Regions from separate parts of the Mus musculus genome. Here all the other regions are linked to region 4. Evidence: chromatin loops called from intact Hi-C (ENCODE). Cell type or tissue: heart. All regions are shown on one strand.

Evidence for each region. Hi-C counts contacts between places; a loop is a spot of excess contacts. Peaks named below come from ENCODE experiments on the same cell type or tissue, not always from the same donor. Only the 100,000 strongest peaks of a DNase experiment are listed, where the experiment ranks them.
Region 1: a loop joins it to region 4, with 5 times the contacts of the local background. A loop is called at or near these places in 5 of 42 quality-filtered maps.
Region 2: it touches region 4 in a loop (7-fold over the local background); 28 of 42 quality-filtered maps call a loop at or near these places.
Region 3: it touches region 4 in a loop (2.2-fold over the local background); 11 of 42 quality-filtered maps call a loop at or near these places.

The regions. Positions count from the first base shown.
Region 1 is chr4:57,844,206-57,852,205 of GRCm38, forward strand. All of the region lies in intron 7 of Pakap (paralemmin A kinase anchor protein), which reads left to right. Among named protein-coding and RNA genes, the nearest start is that of Gm26138, 29 kb to the right of the region's middle. RefSeq lists an enhancer at 1,356-3,562. In heart, CTCF peaks have their summits at 3,081 and 5,535; DNase peaks (open chromatin) are centred at 956 and 2,866; H3K4me3 peaks cover 3,144 bases; H3K27ac peaks cover 4,160 bases.
Region 2 is chr4:57,778,711-57,786,710 of GRCm38, forward strand. All of the region lies in intron 7 of Pakap (paralemmin A kinase anchor protein), which reads left to right. Among named protein-coding and RNA genes, the nearest start is that of Gm35099, 27 kb to the left of the region's middle. In heart, a CTCF peak has its summit at 3,547; DNase peaks (open chromatin) are centred at 2,421, 3,501, 4,521 and 5,361; H3K4me3 peaks cover 2,447 bases; H3K27ac peaks cover 1,842 bases.
Region 3 is chr4:57,718,972-57,726,971 of GRCm38, forward strand. All of the region lies in intron 6 of Pakap (paralemmin A kinase anchor protein), which reads left to right. Among named protein-coding and RNA genes, the nearest start is that of Gm35099, 33 kb to the right of the region's middle. In heart, CTCF peaks have their summits at 595 (motif pointing left) and 4,886 (motif pointing right); no DNase peak of the experiment used is centred here.
Region 4 is chr4:57,669,196-57,677,195 of GRCm38, forward strand. The region is part of intron 4 of Pakap (paralemmin A kinase anchor protein); the gene reads left to right. Among named protein-coding and RNA genes, the nearest start is that of Gm52699, 51 kb to the left of the region's middle. In heart, CTCF peaks have their summits at 2,081 (motif pointing right), 4,268 (motif pointing right) and 4,475; DNase peaks (open chromatin) are centred at 1,756, 4,276, 4,536, 6,396 and 1 weaker place; H3K4me3 peaks cover 372 bases; H3K27ac peaks cover 4,003 bases.

The sequences.
Region 1 (8,000 bases), 180 kb after region 4:
CTTGTGGGATAGCATGGAACGTTAGAAGTTGACTATCACATTGCATACTGGTTGGTTTTTGTTAACTTGACACCAAACTTAGGTTCCTGTCTTGAGTTCTTGCTCTGACTTTTCTTAGAGACGGAATTTGTTTTTGTTTTTTGTTTTTAAGGATTTATTTATTTATTTTATGTGAGTGCACTGTCACTCCCCTCAGACACACCAGAAGAGGGTGTTGGGTCCCATTACAGATTGTGAGCCAACATGTGGTTGCTGGGAATTGAACTCAGGACCTCTGGAATAGCAGTCGGTGCTCTTAACCACTGGGCCACCTCTCCAGTCCAGAGATGGAGTTTTGAGTTGTAATAAACCCTTCCCTCCCCAAGTTGTTTTTTTTTGTTTGTTTGGTTGGTTGGTTGGCTGGGTTTTTTTGGTCATAGTATTTTATTGCAGCACTAGACACCCTAACCAGGACACATTCATTGCATATACATACACTGTCTGGGCTCAGCTACATTAAATATTCATTTCTGTTACCTCTTTTTTTCTTTGAGTTTTGCTATACAGATGTCCCATGTTTAGCTTTAGGTGGCACATATCTTTAACTTCAACCTGAGGGAGGAGAGGCAGGGGGATTTCACTGATTCGAAACCACTTTTGTCTATATAGTGGACCAGCCAGGATTACCCAGTGAGATCTTGTGTAAAAGAATAAAAAAGGCAGTCATTTGTTTAGAATCCTTGAGGTTTTTACAGACTCAGTAGCGAGCGCCAGCCCATATCTGAGTTTTAAAGAAGCCCCAATAACAGGTCACATCGGCACCTACAAGGCTCTTGCTCTTTCCCTGCCTAGCCCTGGAGCCTGACCAAGGCCGCTAGCATTGCCTCAGGCAGGAAAGCAACTGCCCTCCCATCCTGGGCCGACTAGGGAGGGGCCAGGCTCCTCTGAAGGGGACTAAAGTCCTTCTTGGTGTGAATGGCCTTTTAGGGAACAGAGGGAGGGCCCGCGGTGACATCACAGTCTCCAGTCCCGAGACTCCTAAGGAATTTGTCCCGGCTGAGCCAGTGTGAGCACTGGAATCTGTCTAGAGAAAGAGGCGATTCTGACTGCGGACTCCCGGAGGTGCGTGCACTGGGCTTTTGCTCTGGGTAGGGTAAGACACATCTGATGACCAGTTGGTCTCATGGTCCTTTGCTTTCTGTTCTGAAAGGAGAAAGTTCTCTCAAGGCCAGAGCCTCCTCTGAGGAGGGAGTCAGGGTCTGGATTTATTGCAGAGAGTTGGAGGCCTCTCCTGTTGCGTGGTGGGCAGCTGAGCACTTACTACGGCTCTCTTTTTTTTTTTTTCTTACTGTGAATCTTGTCAAGCTCCCAGCCTTGGTGCTAAGAGGCAGAGGAAATACTGCAGATACAGACCGAAGCTGCGTGTGTGACAGAAAATGCCTTAAAGACACTGTCTGAGTCTGTGAGAATTTGCATGTCCCTTTTGCACTTCAGAAAGCTGCCTAGGCGGGACCCAGGGACTCTGGTAACTTGTTCTCTAGTTGTCTTGTATCTGTTCAAAGAGCTCCCTGATGAATTCTACAGTGGGCTAACGGTTTCCATGGTGTGGAGCTCACGGCATTCAATAGGCGACTTGGGGCTTTGTTCCTGGATGTGCCGTGGCATGTCAGGATACCCTCCTCAGGCTCATCTCTGTGCACAGAAAGTTAGACTTCCCTACTCCGGGCACAGTTTTCTTTTCTCTGAGTTCCACTGTAGTCTCAACTTTTCTTCCTGTCATCATGACCCTAGGCTAGGCAGGAACCCAGAGTTCGGAACTACCTAAGAGCAAGAGAGCTGCAGCGAAGTTGGGAAGAACTTAAATTAGGTTTGTTTGTGCCTGCTGAATTTATTCCTCAGAAAGTCCTTTTGCTTTACTCCAGGGTATGGGGACTTCCTTCCAAGCAGCCTTAGTGAGAAGGCTCGAGAGAACCTTATTCTCTCATTCATGGGAATCTTGAGCTAACAGCCAGTCTCGGGTGTTCCTCTAGGGAACCTCCAAAGGTTCTCAGAAAGAAGGGACCCTTAGCTCAGCAAGGAAGTGCACACCTATCACCCAAGCACATATAAGCTGAGGCCAGATAGCAGGTTAGAGGCTGGACTGAGCTAGACAGAGTGAGACCCTGTCTCCAAAGAAGAGAGGGGAGAAAAAGAAAGAAATAGCAGCTTTTTAAGCAAGGGACTCAGCCAAGCAACAACTTCTTTCCTTCCTTTCGGCCCTGCCCACTCCTCCTCACTCGACACACACACACACACACACACACACACACACACACACACACACACACACACACACACTGTCTCCAGTTTCTTTCAGAGAAAGCCCCAGCTGTAAATGTGTTAAACATCACCTTAACATTTTCCAGATGTCAGATATGCAGCGCGGCAAAGTGAGCCTGGTCTTCCAGCCTGGCTAGAAGTGGAAGGGTCGGTCGTTATTAACAGGAAAAGCTTGTGGTCCAGAAACTCCCTTACCCTAAAAGTTCTTCATTCGAATGTGAGCCAAGACACAGGTGACTTTGTTCCCTGTCCACGCCTTCTAGAAGTGTTTTTATCCAGTCTTAGAGCCCCCCTTGAGGCACGCACCAAACCTACTATGCTCTGCTCAGGCCAAGCCCACCGAAGCTCTCAGGGGGAAAAAAAAAAGTTTGGGACTATTCAATGGGGCTGGAACTCCTTGCCACCAAAGGGTTGGAGTTTCATGTTAAGAACCGAGCCCCACCCCGCCCCAGGTCACTCTAAGCAGTGATGGTTTCCTGGCAAGATGTCTCAGGGAGGACAGAAGCTCAGGCATTGTTAGTATCAGCCCCTTTCAGGGGTCAAAGCCATGACTTGAGCTTTCCTGGTCTATATTTAGCCTGCAGCTGCCTGAGAAAGGTTTGGGGTCTGTAGTCTGGCTGCCTGCCTTCCTTCAGCTGGGAGCTGGAAGAGCTGACCTCCGTCAGGAGTGGTTTGTCTCGGTTTCCCACAGTCAACACTAGGACCGGCCGGAAGCCTCTCTGCAGGGAGGTGGAAGAGGAAAGGCCATTCAGGCCTGGAATGCGGCCCCTCTGCTGTACTTCCCTGAAGTAGAATTAACAAAGAAAGCCAGTATTTCTGTTCTGTGCCTTCGAGGGAGGGTGAACTGGGCTGCCCAGTCCTAGCGTAAACTGTACTCTACCATCTGCAAACACACTGGGGCGCAGGAGCTGCAAGCTACCTGCTCGGGACCTTGCAGGGGCTCAGCTTTCTTTATGAACTCTTTGAGGCCAGCATCATTGCCCTTAGAAGGCTGTGCAAAGCTTCCTGGGGTTGCTAAGGTCTCATTACCATTGCCTTGGGCCTCTTGTTCTTATCATGTGATTGGGGACCCCATCTCCCTGAAGCTATCAGATCCCTTTTTGGGAGAGTTGGCCATCCTCCTTCAGAGCTGTGGGGACAACAAGCCTCAAGCAAAGATATGTCACCCTGGGGGAGTCTCAGGCTTGACTTCTGGAATGGCAGCAGTTTAATGAGATAATACTTAAGCTCTTCAGCTGCTGTCCCCATCAGACCCCACTGTTTTCCTCTGTGTAGACAGTCTCTCAAAGGTCTGTCTGCCTCCTCTAGGGCTGGTGATGCCGCTGGTAAGGGGTCCTAGGCCACAGCAATAGCCAGGTTGTGTCAGCCTGAATTGACATTTTGTGGTGGAGGCACCTGAGTTCAGAAAGTTAAAAAGAGTCCAGAAACAACCATCCTAGAGGGTAGCCACGCATGGCCTGAAGAGCCAGTTCTTTGCTATGTAGCAACTGTGCCCTGCTTACTAAACATGTGACTTATGCAAGCCAGGGAGGGCTAAGAAAAGGGACAGCGATGTCCTTTGATTTCCCAGCTATGAGGAAGTTTTATTCTCTAACCATGCCTCTGATCCTAGGCCAGCAGTGAGTGCATATTTTTGATGGAACTTAAAAATAACTGGATTAAAGGATCAGGTCACCTATTACCTGGGGAAAAGCATTTCTAATTTAACTATAGTAGCTGCAACAGGAAGTAATCTGGGTTATTCAGAACTGAGAAACCTGGCCATGCAGCCCACACCTGGCTTGATCAATTTGGGTCATGCTGCACTGAGGCTAGGAGCATGGGAGGTGATGGCGGGCCAGACACTTATCAAGAGGGGACGTAAATACCTGTGGGCAGTAAGAAAATGGTGTCATCATGAACAGAGCAGACATGTGAAGTGTTGGAATTTAAACAACTACTCCTTAAAAAAAATGACGTACTCTTTTCATTTTATGTGTATTTGTGTATTGCATGTTTTGTGTGTGTGTGTGTGTGTAGTAGCCCTTGCAGCCAGAAGAGGGTGTTGTATCCCCTGAAACTGGACTTCTAGATGTCTGTGAGCTGGAGACCCAACTAGGTCCTCTCTGTAAAAATGACAATGTTCTCAACTGCCTAGCTGTCTTTCCAGCCCTTCTTTTTTTAGTATTTAATTTTTTACTCATGTGTATATGGAGAAGGTCTTGTGCATGGGAGTACAGATGTCCCAGGAGCCCAGAAGAGGGTGTTGGTTTCTCTGGAGCTGGGGTTACAAGTAGTTATGAGCCTCTTGGCATAGGTGCAAGGAACTCAACTCAAGTTCTCTGAAAGAGCAGTATACACTCTTACCAATGAGCCATTTTTCCAACCCCTCCTCCTTCTCTGGAGAGGTTTATTTCGGCCCGGGCTTTGAAAGGATCTCGTCTATCTTGATGGCAGGATCGACTTTATTATTTACAGCATCCTGGGTCTGAAGTTGCCCGATTATTTCTGGGCATATGACGCAGAGTAAAGGGCTAGAAAAATGGCTCAGAGGTTAAGAGCACTTGTTGCTCTTGCAGAGGACCTGGGCTTGGTACCCAGAGCCTATATGGGAGTTCACAACCATCCCTGAGTCCATTGCTAGGGCACCCAAGGCTTTTTTTTTTTTTTTTTTTAAAGCTTTTCCAGCACTTCATGTACATAGAGCACATATATACTGAAGGCAAACACTCATACACATAAAATAAATACATCTTCCTCCTCCTCTTCTTCCTTTTCCTTCCCTTCTCCTCCTCCTCCTTTTCCTCCTCCTCCTCCTCCTCCTCCTCCTCCTCTTCCTCCTCCTCCTCCTCCTCCTCAGAAGCAGAGCACAAAGAAAGATGAGTGTGGATGCCCATCTGGCTTTTCGTCATTTTTAACAGAATCATCAATTTTTCTTGTCCTTGTTGTGAAGCACATCTTTCTGGTGTGACCTGATGAGGAAAGATACTTCTAGTTCTTCTGGTATTGATTGGTGTGCTCAGCTGCAGGCCCAGACAGAAAGAGCGTGCTGCCATCCACTGGTCCAGCTGGTCTAGGGTCAGCTACCATCTTTTATGGGAACTAGGCAGGCTTCTAGAATCGTTTGTGTGCCGTTGACTGTGGTATGGGTAGGAGTTGTGGTTATCTTATCCTTAGGAAGCTGTCAGCAGGGGCAGAGACTCTAGTTTAGAGCCCAAAGTGCAGACGCCCAGACTGCAGTGTTGCATCTCCATCTGGAGGGCCCAGCACACAGTGCTCCGCAGCAGAAGCAGCAGAAGCAGCAGAAGCTACCTCTCCAGGGAGTCTGCCTTCGCCCCAGTCTGGATAAGGAAGGAAGACACTGACTTAAGGCTAAAGTATGAGTCTAATTTGACCGAAGGAGGTTCAAGTTAGCAAGGATCAAGGGCAAAGGAAGACACTCTCTCAGCCTGCCATCCGTTCTTCATGACCTTTCCCATGTTGTTCTGGAAGCTTCCTGTCATATTTTGGAAGAAGACCTTCTGACACATTGCGATACAATGAAGAGCGGTGACATTTATGACTAGCCAGTTGTGATCTTAGGGGAAAAGTCTCCTCTGTTTCTCTAAGCCTCTTAATTCCAAAGTCATGAAATAGTAAAATCTGTCTTTCCTCCAACCTCTAACAGAGAGGCCTTGGTCTTCCGGGTGTCAGCTGAGAGCTCACATGGGGATAGCTGAGGCTCGTCAGGACCAAAGGCTGATGCGAATTCAGTGGGATGTGGCACTGAGTGTGCCCACAGAACGGGCACTGAGTGTGCCCCTAGCACAGACAGACTTGCTGTAGTGCCTGGTTTGTGCCGACATTTCCACGGCTATGTAAGTACTGAGGACTGGTGGGCTGCATCTCATACGAGTGATCCTTGCACAGCTTTTCTGTGTACCAGGCACCCACCGGGAGCTTTCTGTGTGCTGTATTCTGCCACAGAGCTACCTCCCCAGCAAATCTAAATCTAGTGCATCTTTAGGATTTGGCCTTTCTGAAAATAATAATGATAATAATAATTCTGTTATTTTTGTTTTGAGACAGATGTGGTAATGAGTGTCCTCGAACTCACTACGTAGGCCATGCTAGCTCCAAACTCACCAAGATCCACCTGCCTCTGCTCACAAATGCTGAGTATTAATTTTGTTTTTATTAATTATGTATATTTAAGTGTGTGGATATGTGCATGTGAGTGTAGGTGCCGATGGTGGCAGGAAGAGGGCATCAGGTCCCCTAGAGATAGACTCACAGGGCATTGTGAGCCACCTCACTTGGGTGCTGGGGCCTGGACTAGGGGTCTCAAGAGCAGTAAGTGCCCCTAACTGCTGAGCCATCGCTCCAGCACCTAGAATTTGATTTTTAAGGGCATTTTATAAAATTCTTCTTCTGGCTTTAGCAACAAATAACATTCCCAACTGTGTTTAGCTTCACACTAAAATAAACATAAAAGGCTCTGAGGTGGGAAAGGGTAGGGAGAATAGAAGTACTTTTGATGTGACATTTCTGGATTGGTCACTTTAGCCACTTTTGCTCTGAAAATACTGATCCAGTGCCATTCTCTTCTCAAGAAAGTCTCCCACAAGAAAGCTGTTAATATTGGTTAGTTGCACTTTGGTGCAAATTTGCTTAAAAATATACTTTTTTTTTACACTTATACATTAACCGTTTTGCAATTTTCATAATGCATTTTAAATTTCCTTGCATAGGAAGGATTTTGTTACCACATTAAACAGTCTATGTTCTCTGAACCCAGTGTTGGAAAATAAACTTTTAGTTCTCAGACCTCAAAGAATAGCAACCCTGAGATTCTGCAAACTGGAACCAAGCTGGGGCTCACCCTCCTCATGAAAGAGTTACAGGTGTAGGCTCCAGTCCACAGGTGTAGGCTCCAGTCCACAGGTGTAGGCTGCAGTCCACAGGTGTAGGCTGCAGTCCACAGATATAGGCTCCAGTCCACAGGTGTAGGCTGCAGTCCACAGGTGGAGGTTCCAGTCCACAGGTGAAGGCTGCAGTCCACAGGTGGAGGCCCCAGTCCACAGGTGGAGGCTGCAGTCCACAGGTGTAGGCTCCAGTCCACAGGTGTAGGGTCCAGTCCACAGGTGTAGGGTCCAGTCCACAGGTGGAGGCTCCAGTCCACAGGTGTAGGTTGCAGTCCACAGGTGGAGGCTCCATGCACAGATGGAGTTTCCACCCACTTCACCTATTTCTAGCATTCATTATGCTAATAGAAAAGCCACTAATTTCACTAATGGAAGCCCATTTCTCATTTTAATTACGCCAATTAGCAAAGCTTCTGGAGTCTGGAGGGGTTAAAGGAAGCTGGAAGTAGCTATCCTTGGAGTCCCAGTAGACTACTCCTAAAGTTTCCCTCCTCCTGTCTGTCCAGATGGCTGTCTGCCTCTGGAATGCAATTTAAATGTGTTTCAGAAGCAAACAGCAGCATTATAGTACATTGCCTTTGCCCAAGAATTCCAGAGTAAATTGCAGACATCCTCACCAGCTGCTGGCTATTCTGGGAAGCCAGTGGGAGGGCAGGTATTATGTACCATGGTATTAAGACTCTACCTGGGGGGGTTGTGTTGGCAGGCTAAAAATCACCCACAAGCCCTTTGCTTGTTTTGTTTTCTTTTTTCGTTTGTTTTGTTTTTGTTTTTTTGTTTTGAGACAGGGTTTCTCTGTATAGCCCTGACTGTCCTGGA
Region 2 (8,000 bases), 110 kb after region 4:
AGGTTGTTTCATCCATGGGAGTGGGAGCTGTTTATTTTCACTAAAAGGCTGCTAAAACACATCTAGGAGCTAGTTGTAAAATGCTCAGCTTAGCCAAGGTATGCTACAAAAAGATTGCACCATGCATCAGATCTCGGGACAGAGACTTATGGGGGGGGGTGCTCACATACACACATTAAATAATACCAAAAATAAGTTTAAGCATGGTTACTGCTTCAATATTTTGAAAAGTAACATAAAAGTTTTCTAATATAATATCAGCGTGTATTGAACAAGTTTTATCCTGGCAATGTTACTAGCATTTTAGTTTTTTGGTTTTTTGTTTTTGTTTTTTGTTTTTTTTTTTTTGTTTTTTTTTTTCTATAGAATGCTATAAACTTGAAAATTAAATAGAACATGGACATTGCTTTGGAAAATAAATAATTCATCATTTAACTCAATTCTAATGATGAAGCAAATCTCAATCTCTCTCTCTTTGAGACAGGGTTTCTCTGTGTAGCTGTAGCCTTGACTATCCTGGAACTCACTCTGTAGACCAGAACTCACAGACCAATCTCTTCCCTCAGCCTCACAAATGCTGAGATTTAAGGTGTGGGCCACCACTGCTCAGTAATGAAACAAATTTCCTTAGTAACTTTTATGCTTACTCTAGTTTAGGCATGTACGAGGAGAGGGAGATGATGAAATACTTGCCAAGTTGGGGTCTGTATAGAACATCACCTCTGCTTTGATTTTGGAGGCCTTCTTTGTCTAGTCTGTGGGCTGTGAAATAAATACCTCCCCAAGCATACTTCTTGCAGGGAGCATTCTCATGTGATACTGATGTATTCAAAATAGTTCGGGATGTAGGGCACCCAATGTCTTTCTTTTTCTTTTTCTGTTTTCCTTCTCTTCCCTTCCTTTCCCTTCCCTTTCTTTCCTTTCCCTTCCCTTCCCTTCCCTCCCCTCCCCTCCCCTCCCCTCCCCTCCCCTCCCCTCCCCTCCCCTCCCCTCCCCTCCCCTCCCCTCCCCTCCCCTCCCCTCCCCTCTCTTCTCTTCTCTTCTCTTCTCTCTCTCTTTCCCAAGACAGAGTTTCTCCGTGTAGCCCTGGCTGTGCTGGAACTCACTCTGTAGACCAGGCTGGCCTCGAACTCAGAAATCTGCCTGCCTCTGCCTCCCAAGTGCTGGGATTAGAGGCATGCGCCACCACTGCCCAGCATTCTTTTCTTTTTTGAGAGAAGATCTCACACTGTAGCTCAGGTTAGCTCAGAACACACCAGATTATAGCCCAGGATAGCCCAGAACTCTCCAAGTTGATGTCTAAGTGATAGCAGGGTCTCTGCCTTTGGCTCTCAAGGGCTGAGATTATAGACTAGGGAGGGAGAAAGAAGAAAGGAGGGAGGTGAAGGAAGAGGGAAAGAAGACAGCAAGGGAGGTAAGTTGATGCTAGCCAATAATAAATACTACTGAAATCTAATAGTATCTAAAAATACGAAAAAACCAATGGTGAAAGGCAGGCGCAGTGGCCTCTTCAGACCAGCCAGGACTATAGAGCAAGAGGAGTCTGTCTCAAAAGAGCCCAAGCAAAGCAAAGCAAAGCAAAGCAAAGCAAAGCAAAGCAAAGCAAAGCAAAGCAAAGCAAAGCAAAGCAAAGCAAAGCAAAGCAAAGCAAAACAAAACGGCATACTAGACAATCTCTAAATGCTAAGGGAAAGGCAGAATGAGAGTCAGGAAAGTCTGTTTGGTTTCAGACCCCGGGGACAAGGGACTGAAATATTTTTATATTTTACATACCAAGGCAGACCTGGCTTCCAGGTTCTCCCAGCATCCCTCAGTCCCTAACGGGCATACCCTGCCCCCAACCCTGAACTTTCCAGTCCAGGGGCTGGGCTGCTCTTCCCCCAGAGGCTCTTCCCTATATAATCCAGATGTTTTAGTCTCTCCTCTTCTCTACCCCCTTCTCTCTCCCTCCACTATCCTCCCTTCCCCCATGGTGACTTCCCTGGCCTTGGTCCTTGAGACCAGTCAAGAGCAGCTTCCCATTAATCCTGACTTTAATATAATCTAATCTGGTTTAAATTGGCTCTGTTCATCGGCAACGGAGAAGTAACCTATCCAATTCTCCCTGGAAGACTTTACGGGCTTCCCCAAGTCAGCGTTGGGGAAGTGTTCAAGCAGGAGAAAGCCCTTCTCAGAGGTGGTCTGGTTCCCTGGCCCGTAAGTGAAGACGCTTTTAGGGAAATCCCAGTCTGATTTCACTTCCCTAACCTGGGGAGGTCCCAGATTTCCAATACAAAGGAAGTTAGGGAAATGAAATCCGGCTGGGACTTGGACTTTTCTCCCGCTGTGTTTGTCATTCAAACAGATTTTAAGAAGTTGAGCCCCGGGCCTTGTGATTGTGGGCGGAGGAGGGGATGGCTAGGGCGAACTGGAAAAGCCCCAGGGACTATAAAGGAGTCAGACTTGGGAGGTTGTGGATCACCGGGAAAGCGCTTCCCTGGTGAACAGCTGAATCTGACTCCGCTTGATGTGATTTTTCCTCTGCAGAAAACTTGCCCTAAAGCTGAGTAAGACGCACAATAGCTTGCTTTTTGAAAATGCTGTTTTCTGTCTGGGCCATTTATGGGTATATTGGTGTCCTCTCTAAGGACTTCTAGACTGCTCGGTTTTCCAAAGGTCATTAACATTATTTAAATATTCATCGCGGGGGAGGGGACGACAGACTGAAATTTCAGACCTCTCTGAAATGAGGGATGGCTGGCCACCTGCCTAATGGAGTCAAACCCTGAGCCTCAGCTGCTCCCTTCCCCAACTCTGGCATTGTTAACAGACACGCTTTGACACCAGAAGCCACCGACCGACCGCTGCACAGCCACAGCAGCCTGAAAGATGTACAAACCAAAGATTTTCCAGAATATCTCTCTACCTGCATCTCAGCCTTTGGACCACATTAAACTCTTATTATAGCTAAGAAACACTTCCCAGCCAATCCCTCTATGTTCGCTCTAACCAAGGGCCAGTCAGGGCTTTCTCCCACACATACTTCCACACGCACTCATACACATACACACACACACACACACACACACACACACACACACACACACACACACATATATATATATATATATATATATATATATATATATATATATATATATATGTATATATATATATATATATGTATATACATGCGGCAACGCCTTCACAGACACCCACCCATGCACTAACTCAGACACGCGGCGCCCTCCCCAGTTAGGAAACATTCTCTTGCCACCTCTCCCATCACTTCGGTTTCTCCATTCATTCATGCAGGCATACATACATACATGCATTCATTCACCATTTCTTAGGGCTCATGTTCTGTTCCAGCTACCAAGAGGAGGTATGGGTGGATGGGGAGGAGCAATGAAAACGGAGGGCGGACCACCGGCCTGGAGTGGGGCGGGCCCGGATGGGTGGGCGGGGCTCCCGGGTGCCAGGCGAGCCCAGAGGCTGCTGCTCTTGGCAGATGCGCTGGCCCCAGGTTGGGGCTGTGCCGCGCCTTTCCCTGGACGTTGGGAGCAGCAGGCGGCAGCCGCACCACGCTGGAGCGGAGCCGGAGTACTGCGCCCTCGGAACTGGCGCCTAGAGGTGGGTGTTCAAGTTGGGGCGTGGCGGTTCGGAACTCGGGCTAGAGCGCTCTCCGGCACTGGGAAAAGGTGGATTGTGAGGGTCTTCAAGTCTGTGTCTAGTGGATCCTGTCTGGGAAGCTATTCGAGCTAGAAAGGTCCTTATGCCTTTGAATTTTTTAGGTTTAGGGCATGGCCGGGCTTATTCAATACTTACATATGCTTTAAAAAATAAACAGCCCCACCTTCCGCCGAGATATACAGGAAAAACGGTGAAATCAAATGTGGCTGTGCAAAAGAGCCAGTAGAGGTAGACGAAGCCACCGAGGTCAGTTAGCCAAAAACTCCTGCCTGCTGGGGTGGCAGTGCTGGCGGCATCTTTAGAAGTCTATAGCTTTGCAAGGAAACTGAGGCCTAGGGTGCTCAGCCGGAGCACTTTTGGACTGGAGTCTAGGCTGCTGAACTTCTTAGCTGATGGAGGAAGCAACGGTTCTGAAGGTCAGGAAGGTTGGAGGGTGGGGGCTCGAGGTGAGCAGGATCGTCTGTCCTGAGGCTCGGCATTGAGGAGTTCGAACTGGGGTTTCATCTCCAGTGAAGCCCGGTTGAGAATCTGCGAATACTTTGAGGGGAATTTTAGGAGCAGGTCGCAGAGGAAAGTGCCACCTTTAAAGTCCGTAGAGGAGGCACGCTGGCAAAGATAAGAGCGGAGAGACTCTGGCAGCCCTGGGAAATTCTAGAGAAAGCCAGTGGATTAGAAGAGACCGAAACGAAGCCCGTGAGAACGGGAACCCTCACTGGAGAGCAGTGGCGCAGGTGGCCGGATGAGAGCGGGTGAGGGTCGGAGCAGCCAGTGATGAGCCAACCGGGCTGGGCTAGCAGCTGGGTCGCCGAGCTACACAGCACAGATGAACACACTACTACTCACTAGGCCCGACAATCCATCATCCCAAGCATGTGTGAAAAGGATGACAGTGGGTTCTCTCCTCAGACCCGGTAGCGTTTGTCCCCAGAGATTGCATACTGGGGACTTTGACAAATCAGCACCTTCCCCCGTGTCCATTCCAAGCCCAGTGGCTATAATCCAGCAAATTTACTACTGGCGTTTGCCTTTGAAAAATTGATTTTATGTGCCGTATTGTATCTTTTGAGTCCATGAACAAGTTTTACTTCTCTCTGGAAGCTCTTTTTGTCTCAGCGCGTGCTCACAGGCGCCTGGAGGCTGAAGAGATATATATGCTATGCACCTGCCATCAACACGCCTGGGGAACCGGCTTGCCTTTGCTCTGAATTCACTTAAGCATCACTCTTGCCTTCCTGGCAGCATTTCCATTTTAACCAAACATCCTTTCTTTCTCTAAGTCTGGCGGCATTCCCGGTTTTGACCAACTAGATTTTATAGTATTATGGGAAGGAATTGATTACTTTTAACACAGATGTTCATGTTCTGATTCTACTGCTTGCTCTCCACTCTGTTTTTGATCCTTTTCTTTAAAAGAGGGGGGGGGGAGGGAGGGAGAGAGAGAGAGAAAATGAGAATCCTCTCCCTTGGAAGGGGGAACCTCAAGAGTCCTGTGGAACATGTCCCCACTCCCACCCCGAGTTAGCCGTGGCCCAGGAGCACCTGTCTAGGTCTCCATCTCTGCCCCAGTCAGAGTTCTGCACCATGGAGTTCTGTCTGGTTTCTGGGATGCTGAGGTGCAATCACGAACAGCTTGGCTGGTCTTTGAGTAGGACAAACATTTTGAAATCCCCATTATCTCATAGCTCTGGCATGACAGTTGGCGGTGTTTTCTGCCTGCGGAGTGCGGAGTGGTGTTGTCAGAATTCATTTAACTTTCATAAGTGGTTTGTTCTGACCCAGTAGCCCGAGGATCTCCAGTGAGTAAGGTGAAGCAGGCTGTCTTAACTTACTGATCAAATGACCCGGGCTGGTTGTTGTATTTCTCTAACATTCAATATTTTATTATAGGGCTAACCCATTAGCACTGTGGACCTTCTAGTTGTTGCTGATGTTGTGTGCTATCCTCATAGAGTCAGTGGGCTTTTGTAGGGAATACTGGCTCAGGCCTGTCCTCTCAGTATAGTAGAAGCAGAAACAGGAGGCTTGCCAAAGGACTTTGAGTTCCAGGTCAGCCTGAGCTACAGAATTGACCCTATCTTGGGGAGGGGGGCGGGGCGTATGCCTTTAATGACAACACTCAGAAGTAGATAGATTTCTGTGAGGATGAGGGCAGCCTGCTTTACATAGTGAGTCTCAGGTCAGCCAGGGCGACAGAGAGAGAGACCCTGTCTCAAAAAGTCGCCAACCACACATTTTTTAAAATGAAAATTAATGGGCTCTTAAAATACTCATGGCCCAGATTTCTATCACAGTTGTCATTAGTCACCTCTGCTTACTAGGGTAATGAGAAGTTTAAATAAAGGTGAAATTGAATTTGGATGAAGGTTGGGTTAAGAGATTTTTAATAGTTGGAACAGGAGCATTGCTGTTTGCTGTCTGGTTCCTTGCTTGAAATACATTTCCACATATTACAATGTTAGCAGAACTGATGCTGTGACCCCAGTCGGCTCCTAGAATGACTGTTTCTTTGATGTGAAAAACAAGAGTCACCGATGTGATTAGATAACTGGATGGGTTCTGTGCCAGCCACTGGTACTTGGAAGAGACTGCTTAATGTATGTATGGAGTTCAACAATTTTAGTAAGTTTTGATAGGAAATGTTTTGTTTATGCTTACAAACCCAACACCCAAAGGCAGATTTTCTATAAAGCGAAAGCAAGCAAGAAAGAGAGGGTTTTTAAAAAAGATGCCTAACGACATCCTGTGTGCTCATAGTTTATTGCTCAGCAGTCTACAAAGATGCTTCCTTCTGCAGCAGATGGGAGCAGATACAATGACCCTCAGCCAGACATTAAGCAGAGAGTGAAATCTTGGAACACTCAGCCCTAAATGGGATGTCTCTACCAAATTCCTTCCCTCAGAGATAGGGAACTCGAAGAAAGAGGAGAGAGAAAGAGTGTAATGTCTCCAGAGAGGATGGAGGACATCAAGAATGTAGAGCCCTCTAAATTAACACGAGCAAAGCTCGTAGGAACGCCCAAAGACTGAAGCAGCATGCACCGGGCCTGCACCAGGGCCCATGCGCTTATACGTAGTTCAATGTTTTTATGAGATTCTTGAATGTGTCAGCAAGTGGGTCTGATACCTGTGCCTTCTTTTGGGCTCTTTTCCCTCTGTTGGTTTATGTTGTCCAACTTCAATGTGGTAGTCTTTGTTTTATCTTATTGTATTTTATTTTGTTATTATTTTTAATGAATGAATGAATGAATGAAAACCTAGCCACTAGCATAAAGATTAACAACCGAATTGTCTTTTATACATGAAGAGTGATTTTGTTTTATTTTAGAATTTTGAGATAGAATCTTGGAAGCCTTCCCTGGGTCACTGGAGTCCTGGCATTACAGAATTTTTTGTTTTGTTTTGTTTTATTGTTTTTTAAGGTGCCAGTAACTGTCCTGTCTCTCATTCACTTCCCTCGTTTGCACTGATAGAGAAGATGACTGTGGAGATTTTCTGAGCCCGGTGCCTGCCTCTGGTGCCTGTCCTTTTCACTTGGTGGTGTGTGCTTTGTCTGGCGTCTTGTCCCCTCCTCTCCCACTTACTCTTCAAGTCACTGTCCTGGTGCTGGCTCTGCATTGACTCTGACACTCACTCTCTCTCACTCTCTCTCTCTTTCTCTCTTCCTTCCTTCCTTCCTTCCTTCCTTCCTTCCTTTCTCTCTCTCTCTTCCTTCCTTCCTTCCTTTCCCTCTTTCTCTCTCTTCCTTTCTCTCTCTCTTTCTTTCTTAATCTTTTTATTGATTTTTTTGTGTGAATTTCATACTGTGCACCCTCATCCCACTCATCACCCCTTCCCTTTGTATCCACATCTCCCCGCCCCACCCTTGCAAGTCCCCTTCCCACACGCAAAGAAAATAAAATAAGATAGAATAAACAAAAAACAAAAGTCTCTTGTCATGGAAACTGTAGTGTGTCACACATGTGTCATGAATGTGTCACGTATGTGTCACCCTTTCTTACACATCTTTACTTTCACTTTGAGTAGCCACAAATCTTGAAATCTTGGCTTTAAGTTCACTCACTGACCCACAGTGCGATCGATGGATTGATATGCAGATGGTGCTCTCTTTTCCAAAGGACCACAGGAGACTCAGGGAAGTAACTCCAGTGACTAAGGCCAAGAGATCATCATTCCATACGGTGACAATTTTAAATGGGAGTTGGAGTAAAAATGTTTTAGGGAAAACCTGAGAAGCCTAGATAATGTCCGCTTTGTAGTCGACTGTGGACAGTTTTGCAGTGTGATGTTCGCATGGATTGTCTTGCAGTACCTTAATGAAGAGAATGTAA
Region 3 (8,000 bases), 50 kb after region 4:
CTTGTGACAAGTGTCTGTCCCATCCCCCAGCAGAGGCCCTGCTCCTCCCTAACATAAAGAATATAAACTGTTTCAGGATTAGCCCCAAGAGGAAGCTACTTAGCTCTTCCTCAAGTCTAGGACTGCTTTTGTAATGTGTGAATTGCCTGAAATTGTCATTTTTGTCGATAAGTAATGTTGACCATAGCAATTCCAAATAGCACAACTCAGCCTTTCTATTCTGTGTGTGTGTGTGGGGGGGGGGGGGGTTCCCACTATCAAGGGCAATCCAGGTGAAGTGTAACTGTAGCAGGGGACCTTCAGAGGTTAACGAGGCATTCCCCTTGGGAGAGTGAGCCCTGTGGGGCTGACATCACTGCTGTTAAGGTATTATAAGTACCCTCCCCACATAGCACTGATTGGGAATTCTAGGTGACAAATGCCACATCCAGTCCTCTACTTCTTACAACAGAAGGCTCTCTGCCATAGAACTGGTGTAAGGATTGTTATGAAATTGGATGCAAAAAGATTGGGAAAACAGGGCCATTCTTTCAAGACAAGACAAAATGGCACCAGTTAGTTGGACCTTTGAACACTCAAGGAAATGGTCAGTAATAACAGTGCCCTCTGTAGGCTGGGAGGTGTCTCTGCAACACTTCCTTACCTAAAGAGAAACAGGATAACATCAAGTTAGTCTTACCTACTCCTTAGAAGTCGGGTTGCAAAGTTCACCTGCATTGGAGTTTAAATGTAACTGCTCCCCTGCTTTTACTTTGTACTCCTTTATTGTGTTTCTTGCAAGGCAGTGATATTTCTTAATGCTCATGTCTTTGTCTTACTGACAGTAAGAATCAGCATCAAAGACTGGCAGCCTGGAGAATTGGTGAAGCGTTGATTGGCTTGCCATCAAAACATGACCCAGTCCAGGGTTTGTTTCAGTTTTAACCAAAGGCTACTCAAATGTAAAAGTGATGATAGTATTTCCAATTTTCCTTTTCATGACCGCCTCATGGGGTACTGAAAACACGGGGCACAGATGTGTACACTTTGTGGATGTTTTATTATGTTCATTTATTTATTTATTTGGGGCGGGGATGGGTACACAGTCAGTTCTCTCCTTCTCCCACTTGGGTCTTGGGGATTGAACTTGGGTCCTTAGGCTTGGCAGCAGGCACCTTTACCTGCGGAAACATTTCTTCAGCAGCTGAACTATTCTTTTCAGAGCAGGGTCCTTTGGTCAGTCAGGTAGAGGATGTCCTCAGGGTGAGGACCATTCTGCAGTCAATATGAACTGTCTATATGTAAAGAGCTAATGTCACACAAGGGAACTAGATATTTTGCTTTCCCTGAAATGCTAATGTCCATCTCCAAGAGCAGATACACCTCTACTTAGTGTCCCCCAACCTCCCCCCAAAATTTGGCACTTTGGTGTATCATGTCAATTATTTTTACCTTGTGCACATGCCAGCGCATGTGTGGTATTGTTTTATAGTTCAGTCCATATAAACTTACTCAAGGGTTAATTTTAGTACACTATCTTAAATAGTTCACATGCCATAAAAGGAACTCAAAATAAATTTAAACGAACATTGGTAATTTCCAGATGACTGTAGTAAATGAAGTCACCTGAGAGCAGATGTTGTGTTAAAAAGAAAAAGGAGGGAAATACAGTAGAAAATATGGTCATAATTATTGCTCTGTCTCTACCATCATCAGACAAAAGAGAGTCAAGACGTCCACTGTCCCCTTGGCATGTGTGTCAGTGTTCCATAATGCCAGCCACCTGCCTAAAACCTAATGGGACACTTCTTGCCTGCTTAGACTTTTAAAAAGTAAAGGCCAAATTCCTCATTTCAAAGATCAGAGTGAGAAATACCAAATAACTTGCTCAAAGCGGCAGGAAGAGCAGAGACAGCTGAGGTCGTAGCACAGCTTAGAGTGATTTCATGTTCTGCCTGCTGAGCCAGGCGCCTGTCAGTCATGCTGGTTCTTTCTTAACAAATAAGTTGAGCTCGTCAGCAGCGCGCTCAGATGCTCCAGCAAGATCTGGACTGCTGAAGCAAATAACAGTAACATCTGTTCAGCCACAGAGCCATCTCGGGCATAAGCACTTTTTTTACCCACAGAATCCAAGTTGATTGACTCCTGCTGTGTTACTTAAATCAAACGGATGGCCAGATGTAAGCTTTCAGAGAGTAGAGGAAGTGGGGATGGGGCAGAAAGCATGCCTGTGGGGCCTCTCTGGGGTCCATGGTTCCAAAGTAAAAAATGTTCACCTTCTTCTGGGTGTCTTCTCCCTGGGGCAAGCTCAGAGAACTCATGAAGAGAGTGTGAACTGCCACCTGGCTGATCACAAGAAAAGGGGAAGCTGAGTGGAAAAGGCAGCACTTCTTACTTGGTTGTCTCTGACCTCTCCCCCCTCCCCTCCCCTCTCTTCCCCTCCCCTCCCCTCCCCTCCCCTCCCCTCTCCTCCCCTCCCCTCTCCTCCCCTCCCCTCCCCTCCCTTCCCCTCTGTCCTTTACTATCTCTAACAAATGAGTCCATTTTCCACCTGAGACCCAGCCTCTCCTATCTTAGTTTACTTTCTGTGGCTATAACAAAATACTCAAGACTGGATACTTTGCAAAGAACAGAAACGTATTTAGTTTACAGTCCGGAAGCTGGAAATTCCATGGCTGCCAGAACTAATGCTGTCATAATATGACAGGAGTCAAAAGGACAAGCAGGTACACCCAGAGAGACAAATGAGATGGCCATCCTCTTCCTGGATAACAGCCCACTCGCTCCCCAACAAATACAGTCCCTGGGGAGCAAGAACGCACTTCTTTGAGAAAAGACTTGATCCACCTTCACCTCCTAACCAATCACATCTTAAAGGCCCTGCCTCCAAATCCACTACAGTGGCCCTCAGCTCTCAGGACCATCATCTAGAGGGTGATCACTTTAAAGAGTTGGAGAATTCTCCCAGGAAGCACCATGCCCTAGAAATCTGTTTTGGGATTTTTTTTCTTCTTGCTTTTGACGTAGCAGAAAGTATAAACTTTTTTTAAAAATCAATAATAATGAGGGCCCTATCCCAACATTCCTGGTTTAATTGGTGTGTGGGGCAGCCTGAATTATTGACTATATATTATATTATGTATTGTGATATTAATTTATTAAGCTTATTAAGGTAAGTCTGCCTGGTATGCCTGGTATCTGGTACTGGAAACAGCACCTAGAAATGTGTGGGCTAGGCAGAAATATTCCAGGTTCAGTCCTTTCTGCTCTCCCAGTAAAGGGAAGGTGTGGGCTTAGGCTTTGGGAATGAAGTCCAAAGCAGAGCATTAGCCGGTCGGGCGCCCTCGGGTGATTGATTTCAGCTCAGCAAGCCTGTTTCTCATCTGTAATATGGAAACAGTACCTGCATTGCCTGACTTCTGTGAAGAGTATTTTATGTAAAGTGTGGTGGCGCATTCATGGGACAACCTTCCAGACGGGAGGAGGGACTGCAGCCTGAGCTTGGACTATCTTCAGTAGTCTGCTGGGGGTGGACCCAAGGACTCTGAAGGGACTGAGGAAGTGGCTGGAGGCCAGGCTATGGATGATCAGATCATTCCTCTGGGAATGAGTGACAACCTGCAAGTTCAAGGGCAGACCTGGGACATACTGAGTAGACCTACAGAGGGTCTTGGTTCGGTTTGGTTTTCCTTTGCAACCATCCATTCCCATATTTTTATCTTCTCTTGAAAAATTAAATCTAACCAGGTGAGACCCACATGTCCAGGGGGCAGGCATTTGTTGAATGCTGGCTGGACTACAGGAGATGTCTCTCAAAACAACAAAAACAATGCAACAACAACCACAGCAATAACAATAACAATATGATTATAAGGAGGAATTTGAGTAGATTACTTGTATATTGTTCATTGCAGTATTCTTCCAAATAGTCAAAAGATGACAAAAAAAAAAAAACAAAACAACCCTCTCTTATTCATCAACAGATAGCATAACAAAGCATGCTATGTCCACACGGTGGAATATTGTCCAGACTGGATGCAGGACAGCCTTAGCCTGGAGATGGGTCCCTCACAGAGATACCGCCACTGTTGCTTGTGAACTTGCAAGAATTTGTGTGGGGAATGCAGCTGTCCGTCCTCAGTTTGCTCGTTCTTAATATATGGTATGATAGCTTCTCTCTTTAGGCTGCCAGGGAGGTTAAATGAGTTTTATTTGAAAAGAACTTAGCATAGTGTCTGTGAATGTTAATATCAATTGCCAAGCCTGACTGAATCTAGAGTTGCCTGAGAAATGGGCCTCTCGGGTCATGTATGTGGGGGATGACAATAACTGATGTGGCAGGAATGATGTTGACTATGGGCAAGACCATTCCCTGAGCAGAGGATTCTTGGTGGTATAAATGGAGGCAGCCACCAGAACATGATCGTGTATTGCCCCCACTGCTTGGCTGTGGATGTCGTAGGACCAGATCTTCTAGCTCTGACCGCACTGGCTTCCCCTCCATAGTGGAGCAGATCTCTCTCCCTTAAATTGCTTTTGTGGGAGAATTTTGTCATAGCAACAGGAAGAGAAATTAAGACAATGTTCAACCCAGAAGCTATGCTTGCTGTTTTCAATCTGTTAAATCTGGGGGTGGGGAGCAAGGCTGGTATGCTGATTTGCATTACCTTATTTTGTGTGTTTGTATTATTTTTATTTTTTAAATTTTATTTATGTGTTTATTTATTATATATGTGTATATGTATGTGTGTATATATACATATCCATACATATCCATACACATATGTATGTATGTATGTATGTATGTATGTGTGTGTGTGTATGTGTGTGTGTGTGTGTGTGTGTGTATAGATATATATACCTTGACTGCAAGTGCATCTGTGCACCGTGTACATGCCTTCGCAGGCCAGAAGAGGGAGTCAGTTCTCCTGAACAGAAGTTGAGCTGCCTTGTGGGGCTGAGAATGGAAGAGAATGCAGTTTTCTTAACATCTGGGCTGTTTCTCCAGCCCTGAATTGAGAGAGAGAGAGAGAGAGAGAGAGAGAGAGAGAGAGAGAGAGAGAGAGAGAGAAAATAAGATACCTAGTTGGGGGGCAGTATATATTCCCAAACTTGGATCACCACGGGAAGTCTTTGGGATTCTTGTTCAAACGCAGGATCTGGGTGGGCTGGCCCCAGGTAGGTTGAAAGTCTGTAGCTCTCACAGCCTTCCAGGAGGCCTAAGACTGCTTGGCCATTGGCCCATGCTCAAGCAGCAAAGGCACTGGGACCTAGTGCTGTTATCTGTTATCCTGGGCTATAGTGCAAATTGCCCACACATGGTGACTTAAAGCACACACAGTTGCAATCTGCTCTCTGTGCTTGTGAGCTCCTCAGCTGTGGATACAATCACCCAAGTTGGACTGAAAATACCTGGGAGGAAATGCATCTGTTCTGAGTATGGACCAATGACTTTTGCTCATCACTCCCTAAAGACTAACCACTATACGCATAGCATGAAAGTGATGCACGTAGCATGTCATAGTGATTGCACTGTATAAAGTATACAGGAGGATGTGTGGAGGTTATATGCAAACTCCATGCTATGTATAGGAGGGATTTGAGCCTCAGTGAATTCGGTACCCTCAGGGGTCCTGGGAATGCCCTGTGGGTGCTGAGGACTGCTCCTGCTTGCCAGCATGGCTGTTCTGACATCACTCACAGTCTCTATACAGCTAATGCTCGGGATTTCTCCCAAGATATATTCTCAGCTGAGTGTATAACACTGTAAAGGTTTCACTACTCTCAGGTCTGGCTGTCCCGTGGAACCTCAGATGGGGCTGTCAGTTACGACACTTACCTACCTACTCCACCCACAGCATCCTCCTGTGGCAAGGGGGCTATTTGTGGCTCAACAGCTGGGTTCCAGGAGAAGCTTTCCAGGGAGAAAGCCAAGCTTGAAGCCTTATCTAGCCTCTCACCGAATCTTTCTGTCTCTTCTTCATGCTATGACGCCGTCCTCAGGGCTACCCAGGGGCAAGGGTAAAGCATCTGGATGCTTTACTGAAGAAAGAAGTGTAAAAAAAAAAAGTAGAAGACTCTTTGAGCCCCTTAAAAGGAGCTTGAGAAAGCTGTAACAGGGACAAAAAGCTGTGGACTCCTCTACTAGACTTATATTTAAGTATGTGGCTTGAGATGTCACAGAAGCCAAGTGGATCTTTGCTTCAATAGGCTGTATGAATATCTGATGGTCCCTACTAGATGAGATGGACTTTTCAACTACGGGGGGGAGGGTGGCGGTCTTGGGGGGACCTCTTTCTCTTCAGGAAGCTCTGTGCCCAGCACAGTGCTTGGTACACAAAATGGACCCAATAAATATTTGTTGTGTGGGTGGGTGGATGGATGGATGGATGAGAGACTGATGGGTAATAAAGGTTTTAGGTCTGAGAATCTGGAGTCTGATGAAGAAATCTGGGACTCTGCATACCTCCCCAGAACTCACCTGTTGGGCACTTCTCCCAGGGAACAGGATGATGATAAGTAGACTCAGCCCCCAGAATCCACAAAGCCTTGGCTTTGGACTTGTTTGGAAGACACCAGAGCAGTCAGGGCCTGTCCTGTCCTGCAGCCTCAGTCCCTTGCAGGATCAGCAGCTATGGGAGGCCTAATAGCCAGGGAAAACCTCTCAACTTGCAGTAAAGAGAAACTAAAACCAGGAGTTGAAGAGAAAATGAAAATTGATAGTGGCCATCGTGTGCTGCATTGTCTCCTTGGGTGCAGCTCTCTCTTTTCCTGGTTACAGCCTAACCTGAAGCAACCACAACTCTCAGGGGCTTTCCCTGGGGACTCCAAACCACAGCAGCAGCAAGGAGGGAGGCAGGAATTCCCCAAGACAAAAGTCCCCACTCTTCTGGCTAGTTGAGAGGTCTGATTGCACCTTTCATGGGGTGTAAAGATATCCACCTTTCACCTACTCCAGCATCTACCAGTCATAACTGGCTCCCAACCCCACAATCAGCACAAAGAAATTAGGGAGGGAGCCCTCGGGAGTCTCATGTGATTCTCAGGGCTGACCAAGAAGCCCTTTCCTTGGCTTCTTTATTCCCAGTAGTCTGCTGGGAACCAGAAAGGCTGACTTGTCAGGTATAGCGCAAGCCAGCTAGCCATCAATTGTCTATCTCAGGACCTCTTTCAGTGGCATGACACAGTCCTCTGCTTTTCATGGTGTGTCTTAGCTCATGCTGTGGTTTCAGTTCTGTGGAGCATGGCATCAGCAGGGACGTGTAAGCTCAGAGAAGACAGTGACAGAAAGCCACCACAGTGCTGTCAAATGCAAGGACCTCTGGCCTGACAGTTCTTCCCTGCACACCCTCGACACCGTGAGCATGCACAAACACAGCATAATTGTGCATAGACAGATATGCACGGATGCGTGTTGTATATGAAGGGGTGCAGGAAAGAAACTGCTGAGTGGTTACTCCACTCTTGGGGTAAAGTTTTATTGTGAATAAGATAGGAAGAAAATATCCGGAGGAAAATGCCAGAGCAGAGAGAGAGACAGAGACAGAGACAGAGACAGAAAGAGAGACAGAGAGAGAGAGAAACAGACTGGACATGGCCAGGGCTAGGGAAGGGAGAGAGTGGGAGGGAATGGTGAAGACAGCAGGATAGTGAGAGATAGAGACTAGAACATAGTGACAGGGACGGACTATCGGAGCATACAGAGAGTGCAAGAGAATAGCAAGGGAGGAGGGGTCCTGTTTATAAGGAGGAGGAGGAGCTGGGAAGAGGAAAGGTCTAGGATGCTATCATGAACTTTGAAATGTATAACAGGCACATATAGTATTGAAGGAGTAGAGGCCAGCTTTGATATGCTGATGGGCACCATAGGTGGCCATAGGTGGCTTTAGCCAGAGATAGGGGAACTGGCTTCACAAGTTCCTGAGGAATGCTGGCTTTTATCTACCCACCAGAAATCCTCCTATCACTGAGGTTGATCTCATCTCTTACTCTATCGGCAGCCTGTGAGACCGAACACATGT
Region 4 (8,000 bases):
GTGCTGAGTGGAGGAGGGTTGAATTCATCCTAGAGACCATGCAGTACTATTAAGAGCTTCCCAGTTAGAATAAACCCATTGGTGAAGCTAGGAATGTGCTTCAGTGCTACAGTCGGAGCAAAGGTCAGGAGAGACTCCAAGGGCAGCCAGGTAACCAGCTGGGCAAGTAGCTACAGTTAGATTGAATTTAGCAGGATGGAGTATGGCAGTGTTGTAACAATGGTTGTGCCAGGCCACCAGAACACAAATAAAGTCGGTCACTAGAAACACCCTGAGGTCATTGTGTCTGAGTCAGAGGCAGCAACAGACAAAAGGAAGCAGCCTAGAGCTGCTGTGGTGAAGGTGAACCTTCAAGCCTCTCAACCAATTCAACTGTGCCCTGCCTCTTCCTCCCTACCCCTCCCCCCACCCTTCATCCTTTCTTCTTTTTGTCCCAGCATATGATGCTCCCTCATGGAGTCCTAGCATGGATGAGAGGTTCCTCCTTCTTGAAGGTTCCTGAAGGCTAAGCAAGGCCATTTTGTAGCCCTTTGTGTTGGATTAGAGCTGCACACCTAGTTAAATTAACCTAGCTAACTGCTGGCGACCTTGGGCGAGCTTCTTAACTCTCCTGCAAAGCAGGGCGTCAACGCTGCCTATCTCACTTGCTGATTCAAATCTTAATCTAGTCACTTTGTAAAAGCAGCAGCAACATCTAGCACACAGGACCCTCCTCTCCATCGCTGTCCTTCGGTCTTTCTCTTCATAGTCATCAGAGAGCTCATTCAATGATGATTCTGTGCCTTTCTGGCCAGAGGCAGAGAAGTCATGGGAGAGGTTTGACAGAGAACAGTCACATCCTTTCATTACAAAGCCAACTCATCCCTCATCTGTTAGTCAGTTGACACTGTCTGGGGTCCCCAATGGCTGTGCGGTAAATCATCAGTCTAATGCAGTAATGTTGCTGGAGACACCAGGAAGCTGTGGATAGTTCTTGGCCAGGTGAGCTGTTATCACTGACTTCTTTAGAGGCACTGTTGGTTTTGAGTTAGGTCTTTTATGAAGGTAAGGTTACTTGTGAACTTACTTAGTTCTTCGACATTCAGTCAGGGGCCCACAGTCAATCTGAGTCTAAAATCTAAATCTCAAACATTCTTCAGTTGTGCCCTGGGCCTTGGTAGACTGTAGATCCAAAGTTGCAATGGGAACCACTGCTGTTCAAGAAGAATCACTCTGCCTATAGAGACCCCCCTCCACAGTATAGAGAGGAGAATGTAGGGACATGAGCATACACAACCATGGGTGCTGTTCTCACTTGTCTCCATAGATACCCAGGTCTGCTTCATGTGTGGTTCTGTTTTGGGTGCTGGGGTTTCTGAGATGACAGAGGCTCTCAGACTCTTGTAGACAACTTCTTGTGTTTGACCCCATGAACCAGTTGTCACTCTTGGCCGAGATCACTGTGCCACATATACAAATGAAAGAGCCGTTCCTTACATAGGGTACCGGGCACATATCTGGGCGAGTGGGGGAGGGAGAAGCATGCTTAACCAGGATGGAGTAATAGGGACTGTGCAGAGCACACCCTGCTGCTTGCTAGAAGGGCCATGAAGAGCAAAGTCATTATCAGCACTGACCGGCGACATTTGTAGTAGGAAGGACTTGTGTGTTGAGAGGTGCTTGTCTGTTTTGGATCACAGAGCCATGAGTTGTGCTGTTCACTGACCTTTTGGGCTGCCTATTGCATTCCTGTTTGTCACATGTACCCTGTAAAAGTCATGTCTCAGTAACGATCATTCCCGTGCTTCCAGACTCTACTTCTCAGGGCTTGAATCTCTGAGGCTCTCAGCCAGCAACTCTCACAGTTACTGCTGATACAAACCAGGCTCACGGGTCACGTGGCCCTGCTGGAGCTTTCTGCACACCACAGAAGGGAGGAGGCACCAATATCTAAAGACGACAAGTTTATAAAGCGGTCTGGTTGAGAACATTTTGATTTGATAAAATGAACTCTGTCTTCCCAAGTAACTACACATGACCAAATCTGCAAGTGACAGATATTTCCCAAACACCTCAGTTTGTAGGGTGGCTTTGTCCACCACTAGATGGCCTCCCAAGTCTTTCCTGAATGGAGAAATTGAATCTGAAAAAAAAATTTTTTTTTTTTTTTAGTTTTAAAATTTATTTTATTTTTATCTTTGAATTTCTGAAAGTTGAACCCAGGACCTCTTACATGCTAGGCAAGCATTCTACCACTGAGATCCATCCCCAGCCCAGCTTGACTATTTTAAATGTAGATGTTAACATGGGTATACAGTTGCCATTCACCATTCTCAAAGCTAATATCAAGCTTTAGTGTTCCTGTAAGAGTTCAATTGACAGACACTTATGTTTTCTAGCTTAATATCAGAATCCTCACATGTTCCCGAATCTTCTAGGCCACAAGCTTACAACTAAGCTTGTAATTAATAATAATTAATAACAGGATTAAGAAGGTAAATGTGCATTTACTAGCCAGTATGTTTTGGGTTGTCCTGTAAAGCTGTGCAGGCTGCCTTTAGCAAATCACCTGTCAATATTTCTAAAGCACTAGAATTGACAAGAAGAACAAACCTTTAAACAGGGCTTTTACGATAGCAGACAGTATTCTTGGTGTTTTAAGCACAAATTCATTTATTCTCATAATTGTTAGTTTCATAGCTATAACTGCTACCATATCACAGATGGAGAAACTGAGGTGTGGGTATTTGGCCAGTGTTTCAGTCTGGAAAGGACAGAGAGCTATTTTTAAATGTCAGATTAGGGGCTGGAGCGATGACTTAGCAGCTATAAGCACTGGCTGCTCTTCCAAAAAACATGGCTTAGATTTCTAGAATTCACATGATGACTTACAGTGTACAACTTCAGTTCCAGGGAATCCTATATCCTCAGTTGGCCTCTGAGAGTACTGCTTGAATGTGGCACACAGACATACATGCAGGCAAAACACCTATACACATATAATTTTACAAGTAAATAAACCTCAAAAAAATTTTAACGTTAACTTAGTGGAACTCCTAACCCCGCTTATTTAATAGAACCCAGCTAATACACCTCTGCCTAAAACAAGCAGGCTGCACAGATTCCCCCCGTCCCGTCCCGTGTGTGTGTGTGTGTGTGTGTGTGTCTGTGTGTCTGTGTGTGTCTGTCTGTCTGTCTGTCTCAAGCGTGACCAGTGTGTTCAGTTTCAGCACACTATGCCCTATAGCTTTAGCATTCTTAATCCTCCAGATCCCAACTCTGAAATGCTCCAAAGCTGGAAACTGCTTCATGTGTTATAATACCACAGTTGGAGAATTCCACACCAAGAGCCTTTGTTTCATAGGCAAAATGATTTAAAATATTGAGTGTATAAAATTAGCGTCAGGCTATGTGAATGAAGCCTATGTAGAATGTAACTAAGATTTCCATCCCATCTCCAAGGACTCCCATTACCCATGCTCAAGTATCCCAAAATCTGAAACCTAGAAGTCAGGAGTAGTGGTGATGCCTACAATACCAGCACTAGGTCTGTGGACACAAGAGCATCGGAAGGTCAAGGCCCCCTCAGAACATTGTGAATGCAAGGCCACACCAGCCTACACGAGACTCTGCAAAACCAAAACTGAAATTCAAGCATTCCTGGAAAAGTTTTTTCAGTCTGAAATTTTTAAAAATAAATAAATAAAAGACTTTTCAGTCTATGTCTCGCTTTCCAGTTCTTGAATTTCAAATGGTCTATCAGGTTGTCTCTCTGTCAGAAGGTTTTGCTTAAAAGCTTAAATCTGTCGCTAAATCATTTTGTTTTGATTTTTCCAGTTCTGGAATGGAAGTGGGGCTCTCGCAAACAAAGGGGAAGTGTTTCTGCCACTGAGCTACATGTCTTGCACAGTACAGGAGAAATCTTAAACGGCATTGTTTTTCTTTGGCTCTGAACTCACGTGTTACAAAAACTCTAATTTGGCTTAAGGAGTGCCATTCTCTGGCTTTGATCCCTACACATGAATCATTTTGCATCTGGAAGTTTCCATTGGGGAGTTCCTGATGTAAGGGAAATCTTAATCTTACATGTGGACTGAAAGTTCCAGAAATCCAAACCTTTCTCAGAATAGCATTTTCGTCATAATAGCTGTTTCAAAACACCATAATAAATATGGTAAGATAGTGGTCAGCTCAGCTGACTTAAGAGACCGCCTAGGATGCAGACCAGCCATCCTCACTGAAACCCAGTCCATCCCTGAGCCTTTACATGATCCAGCCACTAGGGGGCACACATGAGCCTGAGCCAGGGCGAAGCTGCTTCTACCTCAAAACCCTAAGCCGCAGCAAAAAGCGCCATAGGACCTTCTCACTGGCATTTTAAAGATAGAATGTTTCTGTTGTATCTGTGAGGGGGTAGACTGACAAAGAAATGTCAGAGAGGCTCCAAAGAGGCCAGCAGTGCTGGGCTGAGATGTGTCTATAGCCCTCCCAGGGTTCATTGTCGGGTGCCTGGGATCACTGGAAGACAAGCCTGTGTTTGCAGACTGTTCCTCCAGGTGTTTCCTGCTCTGGCCGGATGAGGGCGTTGAGAAGCATCTTAGCGGGTGCTTATTGTCCCTGTAGTGAGAACTTGTGGAGTAGAGACAATTTCAGTCCTTGGGAGATTTTTAAGTTACAGGCTTGATGTTCCTTGACTCACACTTAACCTTAGATCTCCAGTGGAGGAAGGACTACCTGCTGTCGAATTTCCTCCCCTTTCTCAGGAAGAGGAGCCCTGTGGGTCTCGGGCAGCCCAGCTGCTGTAGGAACTAGTCTGACAGGGAGGTGGGCTGAGAAGGGAGAAAGCCAAGGTCTTGCTGAACACACACAAATTCTAGACACTGGGCAACCCCATTCATTTTTAGGCACAGTCTCACAGTTGAATGATGCTTAATCTCTTCTGCCCCCCCCCCACCCCCCCAGCCTGTGGGCCACTGTAGCGCACAGCATTTGGTTAGGAAGTCACCAATGCCATTATAACGACAGCAAATAAAACTATTTGTTTTCCACTATGGCTCATACCACATTTGGTTCCGCACAGTCTTTCTAGAACATAGTCGATCCAATCACTTCTTTTAATTTTTTTTTAAAGTTTACATGTATGTATATATGTGTCTGTGTGAGTGCTTGTGGACATGTGTGCGCAGGAGCCAACAGAGGCCAAGAAAGGGTGTGGGATTCTTTGAAGCTGGAGTTCCAAGTGTTTGTGAGCCTTCTAACTTGGGTGCTTGGATCTGAACTTGAATCCTCACTCTTAACTGCTGAGCTCTCTGCAGCTCCCACCGCCACGACTTGCCTTTCAGGATCAACCTCCTTCCCTTAACCCCACCCCCACCCCGTCACTTCCTGTTCCTGTTCTGAAAGCTGGATGTAGTTCACCCCTTCTGAGATTCTCATTCCCACTTGCGCCTTCACTCTTCATTGGCTGCCAGGACTCCTAAACACATCTGTGCCTCGGTGATTTTTCTCCTCCCGTAAGATCTTACTCTAGGCATCAAGATTGTGAAATTCTGTCCTGTCCTTGTTTGGGTAGCTAAAGCATGTCCTGCCTCGTTTCATGTCAACTTGACACAAGCTGACATTTTGGAAGAAGGACCCTCAATTAAGAAATGCCCTGATCAGGCTGGCCTGTGGGTTCTCTCCCATATGCATTTCTTGCTTGATGAATAATGTAGGAGGGGCCAGATCAATGTGGAATCATGGCTGGTGGTCCTGGGTGCTATAAGAAGGCAGGCTGAGTGAGCCATGCATGAGAAAGAAGCAAGCCAGTAAACAGTGGTCTTCCATGGCTTCTGCTTGAGTTCCTGAATCCAGCCTTACCCTGCTTGAGCTCCTGCCCTGACTTCCCTCAACAGTGTACTAGCAACTGGAAGTGTAAACTAAAGTAAACCCTTTCTTCCCCGAGCTGTTTTTTTTTTTTTTTTTTGTCCTGGAGTTTTATCACAGCAGCAGAAACCCTAACTGAGACATAGCGTCCAACATTCCATAACTGGGATTTTATAGCTCTGCTAAGTGCTATGTCACAACCGTTAAAGCCGCCTTCCTCATCAGAGGATGGGGTTCTCTTATGTGGAGACCCCGCAGCAATTCCTACCCCCAACCTCCGCAGTCACTCGGTAAACATTAATGAATGATGCTGACTCTTCCAGAATCGTCTCTCAGGATCCCAGAGCCTCCTGCTTTTCAGGCACTTTGCCTGTTATCATTTCTGCTTTGCTCACCCGGGCTAGGAACTCGTTTCATTACAGGCTTCCCCCCCGCCCCCCTTGCCTGGTGTCTGGTCCCTGAGCCTCGTACGGGGTCACCCACAGCTGGGCCACAGCTGGGCCACAAGCCCGCAGCTTCCGCGAGCAAGGGGCGGGGCCCAGAGTTTCACCTCTGAGAATAAGCCGGAGAACAATGCCAGGAAGTGTTGGAGCAGGGAAACAGCCCGCTGGGCTGAGCCCATTCGGAGGAGCTTCCTGATTGGCTTGATCTGCACCGTGCAGGAACTCTTAGAATAACTTTGGAATTGTCCCAGCAGAGAGACAAACTTCTCCACTGAAAAAGGGCTGTCACCTAGTGATGTCAAGCACGGAAAACATGGTTAGGAACACCCAAAAGCTCTGACTAAGTTTCCTTCGGAAAGGTCTGTTTGGATTTACCTAACCCTCCTATCTCCTTCCCCCACCCCCAACTCTAACCACTTTCTGAGTCTCTGTCGCAGGTACAATGTCCTCTATGCTTTTTGAAGGGTCGACATCCTCCCTTCTAGGGTATCAAATGGCAGAGGCCCTGTTTATTGGGCAGCAGGTTGGGTGACTCATGGAACCCCATGGTGCCCATGGACACAGGAAGAAAGGGCTCCTTGCTCAAAGCATCTTTCAGCAGTGCAATGTGAACTCTGGCTGTGGACGAACACTCTTCCATGCACTGTGGAGCCATAGCACCACACTGTTCATGCTTCCAAGGTGGAGTTGTACCCAAATCTACTTGTGCTCCAATGAACAGCCAAGCGGAGGCAGGAGATGGTGTGGGCAGAGGTTCCAATTAGCTCTCCCCTTCAACCAGCACAGTTCTGTGTCTTTAAAGAATTGGAAAGACCCACTTCTATCCCAAAGTGAGGAAGTCATGTAGATCTTTACAACAGGAATGCTCCACTTCTTCTTAGGAAATGGGATTACATTGAGTGGAGGTTGATTTTCCAGGCTCCAACAAACCCAGCTCTAGGTCTTATGGATGGCGGCGCATAGCAGTTTAGCCTCTGCCAGCCTCAATCTCAGCCTCAGGCAGGTGTGGGTTATAATGGTAAAACACTGCACCATGTGTATCCATCCTATACGGTCTAGCTCATGATAAATATTCAGAGAACATTAGCTGTTTTTTACCACCACTTTTGTGGGGCACTAAATAATCATATTTCTTTCAATGAAAGAGTCAAAGTCTTTTTTTAATCTTTATTTTAAATTGTTTTTATTTAAATGAGTGTGTATGAATGGATGCTGTGTGTGTGTGTGTGTGTGTGTGTGTGCCCACAGAGACCAGACAAGGATCCTTTGAAATTGGCATTCAAGATGATTGTGAGCCACTAGGTGGGTACAGAGAATTGAATCTGGGTCCCTCTGGAAGAACAGCCAGTGCTCCCAACCACTGAGCCATCTCTCCAGCCCTGAATCGGTCTTTTCAAAATATAATTCTTTTTTGTTATTTTTAGATTTATTTGTTTTATTTTTGTGAGTACACTGTAGCTGTCTTCACACACACCAGAAAAGGACATCAGATCCCATTACAGATGGTTGTGAGCCACCATGTGGTTGCTGGGAATTGAACTCAGGGCCTCTGGAAGAGCAGTCAGTGCTCTTAACCACTGAGCCATCTCTCCATTCAAGCCTTGAAAGCATGGCTTGTTGCCCCAAGCAGGACTCCTAATGCAGACCGCAGGTTAAGATATGATAGTCTTCTCCACTGTGGGTGTTTATAGAAGTTGTGGATGAAGCTGTCTG